Regions from separate parts of the Homo sapiens genome. Here region 1 is linked to region 2. A link is an interaction called in ENCODE POLR2A ChIA-PET data of the cell type or tissue named here. Cell type or tissue: OCI-LY7. All regions are shown on one strand. Each heading gives the region's core, and the rest is flanking DNA. Links, peaks and the distances in the headings are about the cores only.

Region 1 (10,762 bases), core at 1,099-9,098, 490 kb after region 2:
TGTATGTGTATATATATATATATGTATATACTTTCCCTTTAGAAAAAGTAGACAAGATTTTGATAATTGTCATCTTTAAAATTATTTATTACACAAATACTGCATGTTCTCACTTATAAGTGGCAGCTAAATAATGAGAACACATGGACACGAAGAGGGGAACAACAGACACTGGAGCCTACGTGAGGGTGGAAAGTGGGAGAAGAGAGAGATCAGAAAAAAAAAAATCTATTGGGTGTAGGTCTAGTACCTGGGTGATAAAATAATCTGTACAACAAACCCCCATGACATGAGCTTACCTATATAACAAACCTGCACATGTACCCCTGAACCTAAAATAAAGGTTAAAAAATTACTTGCTTACAAATACATTTATTTTACAATTGGCTGGAATGATGCAACAGTCACCATGCACATTCAGAAATTATTTCAAAGTGATTTAAAAAACCCTAAAATTGCCGGGTGCAGTGGCTCCCTCCTGTAATCCCACCACTTTGGGAGGCCGAGGTGGGCGGATCATGAGGTCAGGGGTTCGAGACCAGCCTGACCAACATGGTGAAACCCCGTCTCAATTAAAAATACAAAAATTAGCTGGGCATGATGGCATGTGCCTGTAATCCCAGCTACTCAGGAGGCTGAGGCAGGGCCTCCGGAGGCGGAGGTTGCAGTGAGCCGAGAACGTGCCACTGCACTCCAGCCTGGGCAACAGAGGGAGACTGTCTCAAAAAAAAAAAAAAAAAAACCCTAAAATTATTTTCTACTGAGATGAAATTACAAAGTTTAACAAATTAATTTTTTAAGGCATTGTTGGAATATTTATTAATTTCAATTCTTCTTTTCATATTTTGGTATCAGTTAAAACATATTTTTCAGGCCTAAACTTTATCCTGGGACTTAATCTGAAAGAGCCTGTAAGCCCTGAGCTTTGTGCCTAAAGCCTCTGGTGACTGAAGGGGCCTGGGGAGGGAGGACCTGTGTTTGGGGAAGATCCTGACTGGTGGTCAGGAGGGTCTGCAGCTATGGGAACCCCTCAGGTGATATCACCTCCACCCAGAGGGAGGAAGCTGGGGGTCTGGCAGTGGGTACTGGCAGCTGGAATGAAGGGAGGGAGGTGAATGCAGGAAAGAGTCCAAAGACAGGGACACTTCCAATCCAGGAGATAAAGGAACTCTAGGAGAACAAAAGGATGGTTGGTTTCAAATCCCAGGGGGGTGGGTTTGGGGGAAGAGGATAGGTGGGGTTTGGGATATATTAATCAGAAGGGCTGGGGTGTCATTTTCCTTATCTGTAAAGGGGACATATGAGGGCTCTCTGGAGAAACAGAACTAATAGAAGATCTATCTATCTATCTATCTATCTATCTATCTATCTATCTATCTATCTATCTATGTAATGAATGAGATAAAGGCCTGAAAAGAATAAATACAGGTATATATTGAGGCCTGAACAGAATATATATAGATATCTATGCATATTGAAGGCAGACAGGCAAGCGTTCCCTGTTGCTCTCAGGATGGTCCATCTTTTTGTTCTCTTCCGGCCTTCGACTGATTGGATGAGGCACACTCGCACTGGGGAGGGCAATTTGCTTTCCTCAGTCTACCAACTTAAATGTTAATCTCACCTAGAAACACCCTCACAGACACACTCGGAGTAATGTTAGACCAAATATCTGAGTACCCTGTGGCCCAGTCAAGTCGACACATAAAATTTACTCTCGGCCAGGCATGGTGGCTCACGCCTGTAACCCCAGCACTTTGGGAGGCCTAGGCGGGCAGATCATGAGGTCAGGAGATCAAGACCATCCTGGCTAACACGGTAAAACCCCATCTCTACTAAAAATACAAAAAATTAGCCGGGCGTAGTGGCGGGCGCCTGTAGTCCCAGCTACTTGGGAGGCTGAGGCAGGAGAATGGCGTGAACCCGGGAGGCGGAGCTTGCAGTGAGCCGAGATCCCGCCACTGCACTCCAGCCTGGGCGACAGAGCGAGACTCCGTCTCAAAAAAAAAAAAAAAAATTAAGTCTCATGGGTGTTGGGGGTGGGAGAGTAATACCACCTATCATGTAGCATTATGAGAATTAACTATGGGTATTAAATACTTAGCACAGCATCTGGTACATAATGAGGGCTCAACAGTTGGTCACCGTGGTTATTAATTTTATTAAAACAGAAATTTCTGGAAGGTGATTCCCCTACTAAGATATGAAAGCATATTTACAGCAGTGCAGTGCCTTTTCTGTGTAAACACAGAATAAATATTTGTTGGATTGTTGAGTTTACAGAAAGTCTTGTCAAAAGTTGAAAAGCTCACATATTCCTTCCTGGGATACTGACATTGCTCAGATTATTTATTTGTGTGGGCCACGAGCAAGCCCAGTTCTCACAAGGCCCTAAAAAAAGCACAAGATAATCATTACTTTGGGCCCTCTAGTGCAAACTTCAACTCAGGAAAGCACCAGGCCCAGGGAAAAATGTGGCAAAGTTGTTGAACTCCATGTTTGATTACAGGCCTCTCACAGCTGATAAGATGCAGAGCTTATTCCAGGACTATAGGACTCAAAGAGCAAGATTTTACCCACTATACTTCCTTCCTATGACATAAACTTAGTTTTGTCAGTTCTCTCACCCATCCAACTAGGAGAACAATATCCATCTTTTCCACTCCTTTGAGGGCATTCCCAGGACAAAAAAATTATGCACATGAAGCATTATATAAACTCTGGAGAGCTACATAGTTAAGAGATTCCATTCAGGGTATTATTCTAATCAAGGGCAACGTGGTCAACACATGCATACATTCCTGCATTCACATAACTTTATTAAGCACCTACTATGTGCTGAGGACCATGCTAGGCCCCTAGGCAGTGTGGGGTGGGGGCTGGGGAGTAAACGTGACACCCACTCTCTCCTTGGGTGCTTTCTCAGCAACGCCTTCCCTGCTTCCCACAGTCCTGGATGGGATTCTTAGCAAATCACTCCTTCAGAACTTTGCTCCCTTTCTTTGTAACATTTGATTTGGTTTGTTGTTCTGTACCTATTTTAGTAATTCTTTAATTAATGTATGTCTCTACCACTTAGATCTTAAGCTCAGCCAGGGCAGGAATCTGCAATCTGCCTGGTTTTGCTCACCGTGATAGCCCCATGCCTACCACAGTGCCTGGCACACAGTAGGAACTCAGACACAAGTTGTTGAATGAATATATGGATGGATGGATGGATGGATGGATGGATGGATGGATGGATGGATGAATGAATGAACGAACGAATGCTTTCTAAGTGCCCAGGATATAAAAAGCTAGACAAAGTAACTTAAGGCTCAAATATGCGTGATAGTCATGACTGTTCAATATGACTTCGGACCAAGGAATTTGGACTGAAATGCTCATTAGAGAGCAACTAAAAGCCAAAGTCAGCTATTCCCTTTGAACTAGGTATGACAAAGTTGGGACTGGATATTATCTTCTGAAGCAGCTAACTGTTACATGAAGACAAGGGAGTGGGAGGTCTCCTGGGCCCAAATCAAATGCATCAAAGACCATAGTGTCCCTTCCCCAGATCCCAGATGTTCACACAACATGGCCAGAGAGATTAGTACTGGTCTTCCTGTGGCTCCCTGATGCTGCTATCCAGCTGTTATCTGGCCCAACCTGCTGCCAGGCCTTGGGGAGGCTGAGCCACAGCCCTGCCTCAGAGGGGCCCTGTCATCTTTCCATTAAAGCTACCTCCATTACTTCTAGTGACGGAAATGTTCTACCAGCTACAGGGCATTGGGGTGTGCTTAGTCTCCAGAACCACCTCTCATTAATCAGCCACCTCCAACCATTTTGGTGCCATAGGGGCAGAGATTCACCTCCGTAACAAAATATATGAAACTTGGATGGTGTTTCCTGTTAAACGAATGAGTCTTCTGATTTCTTTGATCTCACCCTCCTACCAGACAGAAATTGATAAATGGGGACATGTTCCAATGAGAGTGACCAGCCTCATGGACTGGACTCACAAGCATTCTGGATGGAGACATCTCGGAAGGAATATACCAACTCTTTTGTAATATTTGATGAGTTTCCACACAGAAGCAGTGTTAGACCTAAATTTCCTATGGTTCTGGAGAGCACAGCAAAAACTAAATGATGGCTCCAGAGCAACAGCATTTAATTCAAATAAAAGAAGAAATCTCTATCAACCAGAATGATCTGAAAACGAAATGGACTACCTAGTTGAGTAGTGAGTCTCCTGTCCAAGCCTTACCTGGGTATGAGTTGTATATTTCATTCTATTACACATATAATAAGGGACGTTTCGTAGGTAGGCTATTCCTGAGGAAGGTCTGGACACTGAGAAGTAGGGAAAAGGGATACTCTAATACAAATAAAAATTAAACATCATTAGTAGCTCCCTATGTGGGTAATGAGCACTTCCATGTACCAGCACAACAATCCTGTGCAGTGAGTCCTATAATTACCACCATGATACAGGCAAGGAGACTGAGATGGAGACAGGTGTGTAACTTGTCCAAGGTTGCACAGCGAGGAGGTGCAGAGCTGGGACTCAAATCCTAGCAGCCAAACTACCACCCATTATGCCAGAGTACCCGCTCCATTCCTACTTCCTCTCTACCTCCCCAGTCCCTTCTATTATAGTATAAAACGACTAGAGCTTGAAAAAGAGATTTCTGGACAGGCACGGTGGCTCACGCCTGTAAATCCCAGCACTTTGGCATTTTGGGAGGCCAAGACAAGAGGATTGCTTGAGCCCAAGAGTTCGAGACCAGCTGGGCGACATAGTGAAAACTTGTGTCTACAAAATAATAATAATAATAAAAATGCCGGGCACGGTGGCTCACACCTGTAATCCCAGCTCTCTGGGAGGCCGAGGCAGGTGGATCACTTGAGGTCAGGAGTTCGAGACCAGGCTGGCCAACATGGTGAAACCTTGTCTTTACTGAAAATACAAAAATTAGCTGGGCGTAGTGGCGCACACCTGTCATCCCAGCTACTCAGGAGGCAGAGGCACAAGAATCGCTTGAACCCAGGAGGCGGAGGTTGCAGTGAGCCAAGATCCTGCCACTGCATTCCAGCCTGGGTAACAGAGCGAGAACTTGTCTCAAAAAAAAAAAAAATTCTACCAAGAAAATTCATCAGAATGGGCCCCAAACTCAGAATAGTAACTAACAATTAAAAAAGACCTAAATCAGGGGAAATGACCATGCTTGAGTACAATTTGCAAATCACCTTGAAAGAGAGAGTATGTCTTCCAGAAAATCGAGAGCCAATTTTAAAACACCCACATCCTCTGGGCCTCTCCCTCCTCCCCAAAGTTTCTTCTGGCCTTGCTCAGGCAAAAATCCCTTTGCCTTCATTTGCATTGTTCTTGGGAGGGGGAGAGTGAGCCAGCTCTGAAGTCACTCCTCTGAGAAGAGAGCCAGAATCACACCACAGTCAGTGTGACCAGCGTGACCTCCGTGGGAATTTGGCTGAAGCATCCAAAATGAGTCAAATGAATTAATCAACTCTTCCCCTAGAGAATGCGGACACTTGATCCTTCACAAGAAAATGAGGATGCCCCACCCAGTGGCAAGAAATGAGGGCACTGGTTACCAAAAGGAAAATAGAAAAATGGGAAGAACAGTGTTTTAAAGTGCATCTACCTTGTTTGACCCTGAGCTTGGGTGGCAGACCCAGGTGGGTCTGCCAGGCCACCATCATTTGTCAAACTACATTCACCCTGGACATTCAGGAAGGCCCTAAAACTGAAACAGCATCTCCCAACAGCATCTGGAGGACCACAAAGAATTTCTGTGGGGCTACATCATTTTCCCCAGTGTTTCTCTATGCCTTGCAAAGCAGTTGATTATGAGGATCCTAGGCTCTTTTTTTTTTTTTTTTTTTTTTTAAGGGATGGGGGTCTCACTCTGTCTCCAAGGCTGGAGTGCAGTAATGCAATCATAGCTCACTGCAGCCTCAAAATCCTGGGCTCAGGGGACCTTCCTGCCTCAGTCTTCCAAGTAGCTGGACTACAGGTATGTACCACCATGCCTAGCTATTTAAAAAAATTTTTGGAGAGATGGGGTCTCACTATATTGCCCAGGCTGATCTTGAACTCCTGGCCTTAAGGTATCCTCCCACCTCAGCCTCCCAAAATGCTGGGATTGCAGGTGTGAGCCACCGCCCTCTGCCAAGGATCTGAGGTTCGTGAATATCCCAGAGCCCTGATACAATCTAGAGGTCACATTGTATTAACTTTTTCTAACTCCTTCTTCCTTTGAGCCACCTCATGAAGTGCCTACTTACTTGGGGTTTCCATTCTAGGCTGCAGGGGTCCTACCCATTCCCACATCATCACCTTTCCACCAAGGAATCTGAGGGTGACCTGGATAGTCATGATTTTTATTTAGCAAGACAGTGAAAATAATTTTCATCTCAATGAAATTTTAAGACCAAGCAGATTGTGCATAGCCCTCCTTGGCCTCCTGGGACCCCAGGCCACTGTGGCCCCACTAGCAGGGAGGAGAGGATGACTTTGCAATGTAAGGGCTATTCGTCATTAGAACAACAAGGCCAGCAGCAGCATGGCTCTGGCCTTATCGGAGCAGGAGGCCTCGCTGGATTCTATTAATTGCCGAATGCTGTTGGGTTTGGCAGATACAGGAAGCAGTTTACATGGCTACACAGTGCCCTGGCTCACAGTGTCTCTGAAATGGTATTATTGTAGTGGGATAATTGTGATTAGGGACAGTTCCCCGAGGAAGACCAGGCCTTTGATGATTGAGTCACTTCCTCTCTACTCTACTTCAGTGTGATAGCGTGGCTCGCCCCACAGACACACACACCCTTTGCTGGCCAGAGAGCCCTGAGTCCCACAGCAGGGTTCCCAAACCAAGAGCCAAGAGCTGCATCAGAGCCAGGATCATTGGAGAAATGGAAGCAGGCTAGAGACCACCCCCCACCATTTTTTTTCTTTTTTAGGTCATGATGACAAGCAACCTGGTTAATGATTTCAGTTGTAAATGTGTCCCTAACTCCTACGACAGCATGTGCTTTGGAGCTGGAGGAACCAGGCTCTATGTTTACTGGCTGTGTGACTTTGAGAAGTCCATTCTTTGAGCCTCAGTTTCCCCATTTGTAAAGTGAGGATGATAAGAGAATCTACCTCAAATGATCATTGTGGGGGTTAAATGGGATTACTTTAACGTTTGTAAGCACCTGATAAATGGTAACTATATTATTATTATTGCCATTGTTGTTATTGCCACTAAGTACTGCCCCCAACCCCAAGCAATAATTTCCTGAAGGCTGGATCGGGGTGCCTCTGCTTGGTGGAAATGCAGCCACCTCAGAGATGAAGGCTGAGGAGGGATGAAGCTGGCCTGATGAGAAGGCCTGGAGTAGAGCCACATCCCAGTCTCAGCTGCCTTAGGGGCCATTCCCCAGGCCTGAGCTCCCCGGGAATCAGAACCCACGTCTCTCTCTGTGCACTTGGCAGGCAGTCTCTAATCCTGCTGGGTGCTGCCGTATCACCCACTCTGCCCAAGGGCTTTTTGTTTGTTTATTTGTTTGTTTGTTGAGACAGTTTCACTCTGTCACCCAGGCTGGAGTACAGTGGTGCGATCTTGGCTCACTGCAACCTCCACGTCCGGGGTTCAAGCGATTCTTGTGCCTCAGCCTCCCTAGTAGCTGGGATTACAGGTGTGTGCTACCATGCCCGGCTAATTTTTGTATTATTAGTAGAGACAGGGTTTCACCATGTTGGCTGGGCTGGTCTCCAACTCCTGATCTCAAGTGACCCGCCCACCTTGGCCTCTCAAAGTGCTGGGATTATAGGTGTTAGCCACTACACCCGGACTGCCCAAGGGTTTTTATCCAGGACAGCCCCTCATGAGCTTCACTGAATCATGCATATTTCAGCCTCAGTCAGGCTTCTGGGAGGAAAACACCCATCTGTGCTCCTGGGTGGGAATAGCATTTGCCTAGACAAAGGACTCTGCCCTATTACTGGAACCCTTGAGTGGGCCCTGCAACTGCCTTGAGGTGTGAATGGGGCTGGGCTGAAGCAGGGTGGGGTTGGCCTGCCTTGGACCCTGCCTTGCAGAGGTTGGAACCAAAGCAGTGTGGCTGGCAGCATGTGTGAGCTCAGAGTCAGAAGTCTTGGGCTCATACCTGCCACTTACTAGTTGTGTGCTCTTAGGAAAGTCACTTTTCCTCTCAGAGCCTCAGTTTCTTCATCTGGTAAATGGCGATAAAAATACCTCTCTCAGAGCACTGTGGTCAGGATGAAATTAGATCTGTATGCAAAACACTTAGTGTAGTCACTAGCACGTAGAAAATGCTCAATGCTCAATATATGGTAGCAAAAGGAGGTAAGTTTGCCAAAGAGAGCACGAAACCCCACTGACAGGCTCTCAGCCCCAGACAGGGCAGATCTCGCACTGCCCCAGAAATGCTTCTGGGACCCAATGTGTTTCAGGAACTGTCTGCCAGAACCAGAGTCCCCAGACATTGGGAATATTCAGCAAGCTCTGTAAGGGCAGAGACCATGTTGATTTTGTCCTACATCCAGTACCAGTGTATCAGTTTCTTATGGCTGCTATAACAAATCACCACAACCTTAGGAGCTTAAGACTGTGCAAGTTGGCTGGGCACAGTGGCTCACGCCTGTAATCCCAGCACTTTGGGAGGCCGAGGCAGGTGGATCACCTGAGGTCAGGAGTTCGAGACCAGCCTGACCAACATGGTGAAACTCTGTCTCTACAAAAAACACAAAAATTAGCTGGGCATGGTAGCGGGTGCCTGTAATCCCAGCTACTTGGGAGGCTGAGGCAAGAGAATCACTTGAACCCCAGAGGCAGAGGTTGCAGTGGGCAGAGATTGCGCCATTGCTCTCCAGCCTGGGCAACAAGAGTGAAACTAAGTCTCAAACAAACAAACAAACAAACAAACAAAAACCCAGTGCAAATGTATTATGTTAAGTTCTGCAGGTCAGAGCCTAAAATGGGTGTCATGGGGCTAAAATCAAGGTGTTGATGGGCTGCATTTATCTGGAGTCTCTGGGAGAGAATCTGGAGGTTATCTGAACTCCTTGGGTCCTTGCTATTGTATAACATAGCATATCCACAGGTTCTGCGGATTGGAATATGAACGTTTTGGGGGAGCCATTATTTTGCCCCTTCCTCCAGCTTCAAAGTCAGCAGTATATATCTTCCAACTGGACTCTGATTCTTGTTTATAAGGACGCTTGTGATTGTATTGGGCCCACCTGGATGATCCAGGATGCTCTCCCCATCTCAAGGCCAGCGGATTAGCAACCTGGTTCTATGTGTAAACTTACTTCTCCCTCACTGTTGTATAACATAACATATCCACAGGTTCTGGGGATTGGGATTGGAATTTTGAGGGAACCATTATTTTGCCTGCCACACCTAGTATGAAGGAAAGTAGAGAAAATGCCAGATCAGAACACCGACTGTGCACTTATTTCGGACTGAGCATCCTGCCAAGGAAGGCCAGTGGATCTCACAGTCTACGCCAGGACACAAAGCATTCACTTGTGAGGATAGTCATGAGCACATTACAAGCTGTTACGACTTAGAGAGTGCTGACAGTTACAAAAGTCCTTAGGATGCAAAGAATCTCTGGTCAGTGCTCAACAAATTATTATATTTATTCAGCAAATATTCTGAGCATCAGTTAGGTGCAAAGTGCCAAGGAGGCAGAGATGAGTAAGATTACTATCCCTGCTCTCGAGGAACTTGTAGGCTCAGGAAAACCTCCTGGAAGAGGTAAGGATGGAGCCAGGATTGAATACAGGAGAAGGTTCAGGTGAGGGGAGAGCATGATGGTTGTGTGAGGTAGTACACATGGTGGTTTCGAGGGGAGAATCTGCAGCCAGGACTGCCTGGGTCTGGAGTCTGGCTGTGCGGTACACTGTGTGACCTTTGGCGAGTTTCTTAACTCCCTTATGCCTCAGTTGTCTCATTGAAAAGTGGTAATAATAATAGTAGTATTGTCACAGGGTCATTTTGAGGATTACAGGATTTAATATACGTGAAGTGCTTAGAGCAGTGCCTGGCACATTGCAAGCACCATGTAAGTGTTAACTAATATGATTATCTCCCTTTTATCCTTTTCTTAGTCTTACAATAGCAAGGAAGGAGTGAGGGATATTTCAGCAGGTCCTGGAAAGGAGACAGTTATGACAACTCATGGTCTCTGGTAAGAATGTTGGGGGTAGAATTTTCTGTTTTGAAATCTCCCAGCCAGGTGCCGTGGCTCATGCCTGTAATCAAGCACTTTGGGAGACCGAGGTAGATGGATCACTTGAGCCCAGGAGTTCGAGAGCAGCTTGGGCAACATGGTGAAGCCCCATCTCTATTAAAAACACAAAAAATTAGCTGGGCATGGTGGCATGTACCTGTAGTCCCAGCTACCTGGGAGGCTGAGATGGGAAGAGAGCTTAAATCCAGGAGAGAGAGGTTGCAGTGAGACTTGATCACACAACTGCATTCTGGCCTGGGTGATGGAGTGAGACCCTGTATAAAACAACAAAAACAACAACAACAAAAACCTAAAGTGAGAAGAAAAAAAAAGTTTTAACTTTTGGCTGCTGGGTAACAAATTGTCTTCATGCAGATTTCCTTATGATCTTCTCATATAAATGGACCAAGAGACACCGAGTTTGATCTGAGCAGCTACAACTTGCCCCAAGTAGGCCAACCTTAGGGTTGTGATGTGTGGGGGTTGTTGTGGGTTGGGGAGAATCAGGAGA
Region 2 (10,762 bases), core at 1,655-9,654:
CAGCACATACCTTCTGCTCTGCCTATTTGGCTGCACCATATCTTTCCCGCTTTAATATGAATAATTGCCTACTTGGGAGGAGGCAACCCAGATGTCCTCTGGTGTCTGGTGATGGCCATAGCATGAGCTATGCTAAGGAGAAGAACATGGATGTGCCTTTTCCCGCCTCGGCCTTACGTGCCACGCTACTGATCTGGTGTTTGCAAAAAAAGGAAACATAGGCCAGGCCTGGTGGCTCATGCCTGTAATCCCAGCACTTTGGGAGGCCAAGACAGGTGGATCTCTTGAGGTCAGGAGTTCAAGACCAGCCTGGTCAACATGGCAAAACCCTGTCTCTGCTAAAAATACAAAAATTAGCTGGGCGTGGTGGCTCTTGCCTGTAGTCCCAGCTGCACGTGAGGCTGAGGCAGGAGAATCGCTTGAACCCAGGTGGCAGAGGTTGCAGTGAGCCGGGGTCATGCCACTGCACTCCAGCCCGGGTGACAGAGCAAGACTCCGTCTCAAAAACAAAACAAAACAAAAAACAGAAGAAACATAGAAATAATAATTGGGAATTTGTTTTTACCTTCACTTTTTTTTCTTTTTTTTTTGAGACGAAGTCTCGCTCTGTCACCCAGGCTGGAGTGCAGCGGCAAGATCTCGGCTCACTGCAAGCTCTGCCTCTTGGGTTCATGCCATTCTCCTGCCTCAGCCTCCCGAGTAGCTGGGACTACAGGCGCCCGCCACCACACCCAGCTAATTTTTTTGTGTTTTTAGTAGAGACGGGGTTTCACCGTGTTAGCCAGGATGGTCTCGATCTCCTGACCTCGTGATCCACCCACCTCGGCCTCCCAAAGTGCTGGGATTACAGACGTGAGCCACCTCGCCCGGCCCTTAACTTATTTTTTATACTTACTAATGGAGGCTTGGAAAATGCAGGATAAAATATCAAACAATCATTCAAAGATTACGATAAACAGGTAACATTTTTACCAATATTTTCTCTCTTATATGTTTGTAAAGGAGTGTGTGTGTGTGTGTGAGAGAGAGTTTTACAATGGATCCTATAGAATACATAATCTTATATCCTGCTTTTTCCACCTAACATTATCAGATAAAACTTTTTCCAAGTCATTAAATCTTTTTCCAAAATGTGATATTTTTCTCCTATGCCTACACAATTTGCAATCAAAGGACTATTCCTTTATTTACATACTCCTTTACTGAGAACATTTAAATTGTTTTCTTCTATAACAGTACAGTGACATCCTTCCTCTACATTTGTATTTATTTCCTTAGGACCTGTTTTCAGAGGTCATTTTTGGTTCAAGTCATTTGAACTTTTTAAGGTTCTTGTGACATGTTGTTGATTGTTTTCTGCAATGCTCGAGCTAGTTTATACTGTCACAGGCACTGAGAGTGTGGATTGGAAGTGCAATTTTCAAGACAGGTGAATATCTGGATTCTGGATGTTCATCAATTGCATATTTCATCACATTCTTCTGAGAGAGAAGGCCTCTCATGTTATGTTCAGCCATAACCACTAACCCATGGGAGTCATCCAATATACTGGATGTCTGCTGTGTCCTGGGCCCCCTGCCTATTGGGCTCTGGGAGTACAACAGCAAAGGACGTGGACATAGACAAATAATCAGACAATAACACGGGGAAAAAGTGCTGAGAGAAGGGAAGGCCAGCTGTTATTAGGATTACCTAAGAAGGTCGCCTAACCTGAACCTGCTAAGTCATGGAGGCTTTGAGTAAAGCTGAGAAACTGAATAGGTGTCAGGCGTGGTGTCAGGAGTAAGCATTATATGATCCACCCTGCTACCGCAGAAATCCAGATTGTTAACCACTTTTCCCTAAAAGTCTGACTTCATTCATGGTGATATGGAGATGGCTTGAGTAGGACTCAGTAGCAAGCAAATATTTACAACAGGTGTTGAGCCTTTTTCAAGTTTGTGCAGGTCCACTGGCCTCTGAACTTGACTTTGACTAGCTTAAGCTCCTGCGGCTCACCCACATTCCCTCCTTGCCTCTGGGCTCCTGCAAGGCCTGGGTCAACCAGTCATGTTTAACTACTGGGATTCACATGCTTGGATTGAAGTTATTTTTCCAGTGCTGCTCTCTCAGAGGTATTTTGCTTGCCTCCCTTGTTTATGCTTTAAATGTTGCACCTGGGCTTGACCTTGGGTTTAAGTCTGTTTGCAGAAACCAGACATGGGTTCTTGTACTCTGACAATAAAAATAAAAAGTCAAACCTCATAGACAATCAACACATTCATTATGGACTGAGAGCACACACAATTATGCATCTGTGGAGAAATGAATAGTTATGAAGTATACATGTTTGGGTGGAACCATTGGTCATAGCTAGGAATGGTCAACTAGGGGGAACGGAACAGGTAGCTCTCTTCTCCCTTTCTTTACCATAAACCCAGATCATTACCTAGTAGGGCTCAAGAGAAAAAATAGCATGGTACATGGTTAACAGCCCCAGCGCTAGCATCAGAGCACTTGGGGTCAAATCCCACCATGGCCATTTACAAACTGTGTGAACTTGGGCAAGTCACTTAATTTTTCTAAGCTACCATGTTGCTTTTGTAAAATGGAGATAGTAACACCTTCTATATTAGGTATCACCCAAGCTTCTATAACAAAAAGAGCCTCCCAAAAAACCAACAAAATAGCATAGACAAGATCAAAGCTTATTTCTCTCACAATAAAGCATTTCAGACCTAAATGGTACAGGGCTGGTTAGGCAACTCTGCCATCCTCAATACATAGCTTCCATCTCTGAGTCCAATGTAGCTGCTCACTTGATCATAACTGCATGCCAGCCAGTGGGAAGGGGGACAAAGGAGCAAAGGGAGCCCATGTCCTTTCCTTTTTAGGGCACAATTTGGAAATAGCACACTTTATTTCTACTCACATTCCATTGGCCAGAATTTCGTCACATGGCTATGCCTAGCTATACAGGAAACCGGGAAATGTAGTCACTGGCTGGGTGGCCATGGGCTTGACAAAACTCAGGCATTCTATTATAAAAGAAAAGGGAAGTGAATATCGGTGGCTGATCAGCAGCACCGGCCACACTGACCTCCAAGGGTAGTTGGAGGTTTAGGGAAGATTATATGAACCATATGAGTTAGTTATCTGTATTATCTGATTATTAGTATTTCTATTTATTCTGGAGTGCCATGTAGCTCTTGTATGAGTTGCAACGCTGTTCAGAAAATACAGCAAACTTTGTTGTAGGATATACTATTATACTCATCCTTGCGGGATGTGCTGTAGTTCAGAGACTGCCTCTGGACACTGAAGTTTGGCTCCAAGGTCACATTATGATGAACAAAGGCCAACCACTGCCCTAAACCAAACCTTCCTATCCCACAAAACCATCCTTTCAAAACATATTTTGTTTAATTGACAAACACTTAATATTGCTCTTACTATGTCTAGGCTCTACACTGAGGGATTTTCCAATATTAACCCATCTAATCCTTATAACAATCCTATAAGAGGGAATGGACTCTTACTACCTTCACTTTACATCTGAGGGCACTAAGGTACAGAAAGGTTAAGTAACCTCCCGAAGTTACCCAGATAGTTTGCAATGGGGCCAGGATTCGAACGAGACAGTGTGGCTCTGGAGATCACATCTCCACTCCTACGTTGTTCTGCCTGTGACAAAGTGGGCAGGAATAAAGGAAGATCTTGAGTGAGTGTTCTACATTCTTAGAATTTAACTCCAGCATTGCACTACCCTCTGCCCACCTGAAGACGCGGTGTTACGGGAAGCACCCTGAGTAAAGCAATTGTGAAATCCATGTTTTGTACCCACATAGTTGAGAAGAACCACAAGAAAATGACATTCTTCTCAGTCTTTAAAAGACAAAAAATGGGAAGTTGTTATGGATTTGTAATATAAGAGCATGACAGGCCTAGAGAGCCACATGGGATTGAGGAACAGCCAAAGGCAGGAATGAGAGTGCTGGAGAAGAGGCAGCTTGCAGAGCAGCAAGGATGAAGGAGGAGGAGGAAGATCTCTAGCTGCCTCTCCTTCCTGACAGCAAAGGGCAGGCAGAGACTTAGCTAAACAAGTTCATTCAAAGAATCATTTTCCACCAAGCAAGAGGACCTGTTGCCCTGTATCATCTTATATGCAGCTCCTGTTCCAGGATACGTGGACATAAACAGATTCAGTTCTGAGACACTGTGACATGAAGCAAAATTCTCCTTCTTGTGTCAGATGTGGAAAGCAATTGCTCCAGGCAACCTGAAAATGAAGATCTATTTACTTCTTTTTTTTTAACTGAGAAAATAAAGAGAAACGTTATTTTATTTCCTTGTTTGTCCTCTATATAAATTCTGAAACAAATAAATCATGTCTAGTGCCTACCTGCCTCATCAGTGGGAACTGAACTTGCATTGATTCCAGAAAGACCAAACAAAGGACAGTCTCAATCTGCAGTGACATGATCCCATTTGTGACATTTAATGCAGTTCATATTTCTAACCTGAATATCAAAGGGCTAATTTTTTTTGTTTATGTGATCTTTGGCATATTTTTCTCATGGAGCTTCTTTCTGCCATTTAAATTTGTCTTCATTCTCTCCTGTTTTCTTTTTTCTCTGTTTCCTTTTTTAGCTCCTGGTGGGGCCTCACAAATGAAATTAAGGCCATTCTTTACACATTCATCTCCCATAAGCAATCTATTTTCATATGATTATTGTTCTTTAAGATACTGCTGCCTTCATTCTTCTTGTTTCTTCTTATCATATATTTTCTGTTCTGCCATTCATACTTTTTTTTTTTTTGAGATAAAAGTCTCACTCTCTCGCCCAAGCTGGAGTGCAGTGGCGCCATCTCCGCTCACTGCAACCTCCGTTCTCGGGTTCAAGTGATTCTCCTGTCTAGCCTCCTCAGTAGCTGGGACCACAGACACACGGCTAATTTTTGTATTTTTATAAGAGAGGAGGTTTCGTCATGTTGGCCAGGCTGGTCTCGAACTCCTGGCCTCAAGTGATCCGCCGGCCTCAGCCTCCCAAACTGCTGGGATTACAGGCATGAGCCACCACACCCGGCCCATTCATACTTTTTTGATACTGGATTTGGAGGCAAGATGAACATCCTTCTTGCACATGACATTGTCAGAGGATTTCCCCATCCTTGAGCCAGAGCTGGGGAAAGCAGTGGCTAGCTCTGTAAGCAACATAAACGAACTACTTAGCAAGCACTAGCTTAATTCTCTGAAACTTTGTACTGGGATTTTTCCCAATCCCATCCCACCCAATATTCTAAATGTCAATGAATAACAATCACCGTTGCCTTTCTCTTGTCTGGCTGGCCCCTGAGGTGTGAAACAACTTACTCGATGGGCAAATTATAGATGATACAATATTAGGATTTGTATCATCTTTCTCTTAATGCCCTTTTAAACTCTGCATCCTCAAAAGAAGCCAGAAGCCACGTGGCTCAGCTTGGGGGCCTGTAGTTTACCATGTTGTCTTCTCAGGAAGACCTTTCTTGACCACTTCTTTTAATCTTATAGCTTCCTCTGGCACTTCCTGTCATGCCTTCCCTGCTTTGTGTTTTCTCTGTGATCCTTCTCCCTTTTAACATACTATATAACCGATTTCATTTGTTTATTGGGTATTTCTCCTACTAGAATAGAAGTCCATGAGGATTGGTGGGTTTTGTTTCTGGTTTTGAATTTTCTGCTTATTCTTAGCACCTGCAACAGTTTTCTGGCACCCAGGATATTTGACTAAATGAATGAACAAGCAAGTGAATTAATAGATGAGGTAATACCGGGATAAACCATGTTACAAATAACCAGAGTAAGTGACAATTTGCCTTGAGGGATTTGAGGGAGAATTTGATCAGATGCCTGGCTCAAATACAGATACCCTCCCATTTCATTTTTAAATATATTTTCCTTTAGGACTTGAGTACTTTCCCATATTCTCAAAAAGAGTCCTCTTTTAAAAAATAGATATATTGCCGGGTGCAGTGGCTCATGCCTGTAATCCCAGCACTTTGGGAGGCTGAGGTGGGCAGATCACCTGAGGTCAGGAGTTCGAGACCAGCCTGATCAACATGGAGAAACCTCATCTCTACTAAAAGTACGAAATTAGCCAGGCATGGTGACATGCACCTGTAATCCCTGCTACTCGGGAGGCTGAGGCAGGAGAATCTCTTGAACCAGGGAGGTGGAGGTTTCAGTGAGCCAAGATCATGCCATTGCACTCCAGCCTGGGCAACAAGAGTGAAACTCTGTCTCAAAAAAAAAAAAATAGATATATTACCCCCATTATGAACCTTCTGACATGGTACACCAGGAAGGACTCAACATCGCTTCTGTGGCATTCCTATCAAAAATGCATACTCTGAATCTAATCATGAGGAAACATGAGACAAACTCCAACTGAGGAACAGTCTACAACTGGCCTTTTCAAAATATCAAGATCATGGAAGTTAAGGACTAAAGAACTGTTCCAGTTTAAAAAAGACTAAGGAGACATGCCAACTAAGTATGAAGAGTGTTCCTGGACTGGGTCTTGGAACAGACGGAAAAGACTTCAGAAACATTATGGAGACAATTTATGAAATTTAATATGGGCCATAAACTTAATATGAATAAGAATATTGTATCAATGTTAAATTTCCTTGTTTTGATCATTAGACTGCAGTTATGTAATCTCTTACATCAGAGATTTCTTTTGTGTCTTAGAAAATACACATTGAAGTATTTAGTGGTAAAGAGGCATGATGTCTGCAACTTACTCTCAAATGGGCCAGAAAAAAATATACATCATATATATCCATATACACATGTAAGTAAAGAGAGCAAGCACTTGACAAAATAAATAGAGCAAAATCTGGGTAAAGGGTAAACTGGAGTTACTTATACTATTTTTGTAACTTTCTGCAACTTAGTATTATATCAAAGTAAAAATTTACAAATAAGTATACGTATATTCCTAGGGTGAGTCATACATGAGCATCTCAGGTAATACCTTCATTACAAGTTATTCAGTAGCTGAGAGCAAGAACTGGACACTCTCACTTTTGTTACTTCTTCACCCCAACCTGAGGACCCCCACATGAAGATGAGGAAGAAGTGGAAGACATTAAATTCAAACTTCACCTACATCACCGTTTTGCCTTGGACCCAGTGACTTTTACAGAAACAAATTGAGACACAGAGAAGTTACATAGATTAAAAGATAGAAATACGGGTTAGGGCCAGGCAAGGTGGCTCACACCTGTAATCCTAGCACTTTGGGAGGCCGAGGCAGGTGGATTGCCTGAGCTCAGGAGTTCGAGACCAGCCTGGGCAACATGGCAAAATCCTGCCTCTACTGAAAATACAAAATATTAGCCAGGCATGGTGTTGCATGCCTGTAATCCCAGCTACTCAGGAGGCTGAGGCAGGAGAATCTCTTGAACCTGGGAGGCGGAGGTTGCAGTGAGCCAAGATCATGCCACTGCACTCCAGCTTGGGTAACAGAGCAAGACTCCTGTCTTAAAAAGAAAGAAAGAAATACAGCTTGGGGTGGCAACTCACACCTGTAAGTCCAGACCTCTGGAAGGTTGGAGCAGGAGGATCTCTTGAGTCCAGGAGTTCGAGACCAGCCTGGGCAACATAGTGAGACCTTATCTTTACAAAAAAAATTAAAAATTAGCTGGGCATGGTGGTTCACACCTATAGTGCCAGCTACTCAGGAGGTTGAGGTGGGAGGATCAGTTGAGCCCAGGAGGTAGAGGTTGATCAGTCCACTGATGATAGCTCACTGCACTCCAACCTGGGCAAGACAGCAAGACCCTGTCTCAATAAATAAATAAGTAAGTTAAAAAGTAGGAATATATAAACAGTTAACCAGACAGGCTACACAGAGAAATGACCAAACTATTTTCTTAACCCTTATACATTATGAGATTTAATGTGTTAATACTTATAAAACCCTGAAGTCATCTGACAAAATGTACCCTAAGCTTGCCTTTTATTATCCTGAGATAAGGAATTACTTGACAATGAACATCGTTTCTGACTTTTTTATGACAGTATAATTGGTTGACATTAGTTTAATAAATATCAGTCACAATTTTCAAAATAGGCCCTGATTTTATGGCTGCCTTTGGTGATGTTTGGAACATGCCATCTCTTGCGCTATTAAGTTTACAGATTATTCTGTGTATTGTTCTGTTAGCAAGAACCCTAGCAACACAAGTCTTGATGTCTGAAGTTAACTAAGTGCAAGAAAGCACCTTATCTTATAACAACTTGCATTCCTCAAACATCTGAGCTTCTGTTGAGTGTCCTCAGTAATCATCAACCCTAAAGTAACCCTTGAGCAAGGGAAAGTAGGGTGTTGGAAAGGAGCTGGGGCAGCTGAAGCCCACGACAAAAAAAAAAAAAAAAAAAAAAAAAAAAAAAAGATGCCAAAAGTGCCAGTCATCAAAACTCTTGAGTGCTGTAATGAACGCTCCAGGGAGCATTGTAGTTGGGAGAATGATTCAGCAGTGGCTGACTCTAGGCTACATGGACAGATTCAACGAAGTTTATGGTCAAAAGCATTGCACTGGCTGGAGGCAGAGGAGGTGTGTGGTTTGTAACAGAAAAAGGCATTTGTCCTCCTTACATCATATTACCCTGTGTTATTACTCTCTGCCCCTCTCAAATATATCAACACGAAAGCTCTGTGACCTAAAGATGAAAAGAAATCATTTGCAAAGGTCAAACATTTTTGTGTTATGAAACACAAAAGTCTATGAAATCCACCACATACATTGTGAAACCAAAGTCAAGGTTCTATTTATTCTGTGCCAGTTCAGTGTAGGAAGAAAAAGAAGTGATGAGGCATATTTTTAAAGACAAAAAACTTAAAAAAAATGGACAAAATTATGACTGCAGACATGTGGAGAGTCCTATCTACACCCTGTCAGATGGTCCAAACACTCCACTCCCAACCATTTAGCCAAACTTTGCATCTGTTTATGGCTACATCTAGGAAATCAAAAGCAGATGACAACATCATCACTGCAGCCAATGTTTGTAGCAAATATTCCTTCTCTCCAAAGGCTTAGAAATTTGTGAACGTGGAGCCAGGAAGACGGAATCATAATTAAATGCAGATGTGCTATCATGTTATGCTATTATGCACCTAAAAGAAACAATGACCTGGAGTGCAAAACCAGTGTCTCCCTGAGAGAGCCCCAGATGGCACAGTCGGGCTAAGGACAGATTTCACTGTGGGGACCTGGCTGTGAAGGAAGGCCTAGAAGGAAACTAAAGAGATAAACATTGAGATTAGAGAGTCTACCTTCGTCAATTTAAAAAAAGAAGAAACAAAGATATTAGAGAAAACTCATATTGATCAAGACTAGATCTCAGTTCTGAAATTCGGAGGAAAGTACTGTTTGTCCAGAATAAAAGGAGGGAATTTGCAAAATCCAAAGAATAGTGGATAAGGCATGGATTAAAATAGCTTCAGGCCAGGCACAGTGGCTCACTCCTGTAATCCCAACACTTTGGGAGGCAGAAGCTAGAGGATCGCTTGAGCCCAGGAGTTTGAGACCAGCCTGGGCAACATAGTGAGACCCTGTCTCTAAAAAAAAAAATTAAAAATTAGCTGAGCATCATTGCACACGCCTGTAGTCCCAGTTACTCCAGAGGCTAAGGTGGGAGGATTGCTTGAGCCTAGGAGGTTGAGGCTGCCGTGAGCTGTGATTGTGCCACTACACTCCAGCCTGGGTGACAGAGTGAGACCCTGTCTCAAAAACAACAAATAAACAAAAAATAGCAGCTTCAGTAGAAGCACATTTATCCAGAGGTGGAGGGAAGGAGGCCTGGCTACAAGAAACCTTCATGCTCAACTGGCAAATTCAGCTCTGATTGTAAAGCATAAAAGGAAGTATTTTTAGAGCAATACTTACTCAGGAAACAGTAAAACTGAACATTGTGTTTCATCATAACTGGCTCTAACTTGCTGTGGCTGATTAGGACCATAAATTTTGAGTGATTCAGGTATGCCAGACCCTCAAAGAATCTAACTGAAAACTGTTTATTGACCAATGAACCACAGGACTTGTTTTAACCAACATACAGGCCTGTGGACTCTTTCCTCTCTATCCACAGTGCTAGTTTTCAATCCTTAATTTGTGGCCGTTAACAACCGCTGATTTGTACCCCCTCAGTGAAACTACTCAATCGACTTTTTTCTATAAAATATATTCCATTGTCTGGCAAGTTTTAAAAAAACACTTGATTTTTTTTAAGCACTGAGGACCTTTATATATATTTTTTTTTCAATATTTTATATATATTTTCAATAGCTTTAGGGGTACAAGTGGTTTTTGGTTTCATGGATAAATTGTATAGTGGTGAAGTCTGAATTTTCAGTGCACCCATCACCCAAGTAGTGTTCTTTGTACCCAATAAGCAGTTTGCCATCCCTCATTTCACTTCCACCCTCCCCCTTCTGAGTCTCAAATGTTCGTTATACCACTCTGTATGTCCTTGCATACACATAGCTTAGCTCCCACTTACAAGTGAGAAAACATGTGGTATTTGGTTTTCCACTCTTGAGTTACTTCACTTAGAATAATGGCCTCCAGTTTCATCCAATTTCCTGCAGAAGACCTTCTTTTGTTCTTTTTTATGACTGAGTAGCATTCCATGGTGTATGTAGACCATATTTTCTTTATCCATTCATCAGTTGACGAGCATTTAGGTTGATTCCGTATCTTTGCAATTGTGAATTGTGCTGCAGTAAAC

The links. Peaks named below come from ENCODE experiments on the same cell type or tissue, not always from the same donor. Only the 100,000 strongest peaks of a DNase experiment are listed, where the experiment ranks them.
Region 1: POLR2A ChIA-PET joins it to region 2 with 10 read pairs; 2 of 35 experiments call an interaction of 5 or more read pairs at or near these places.

Annotation. Positions count from the first base shown.
Region 1 is chr11:33,937,768-33,948,529 of GRCh38, reverse strand. No RefSeq gene overlaps it. Among named protein-coding and RNA genes, the nearest start is that of LMO2, 51 kb to the right of the region's middle. RefSeq lists cis regulatory regions at 3,272-3,895, 6,388-6,985 and an enhancer at 2,220-5,791. In OCI-LY7, for the core only: no CTCF peak of the experiment used is centred there; no DNase peak of the experiment used is centred there.
Region 2 is chr11:34,425,267-34,436,028 of GRCh38, reverse strand. LOC105376622 (a long non-coding RNA gene) reads right to left here and starts at 3,740. Exons shown (of 3, transcript XR_931180.3): 1 at 3,582-3,740; 2 at 2,912-3,017. It also overlaps the pseudogene CIR1P3. In OCI-LY7, for the core only: no CTCF peak of the experiment used is centred there; no DNase peak of the experiment used is centred there.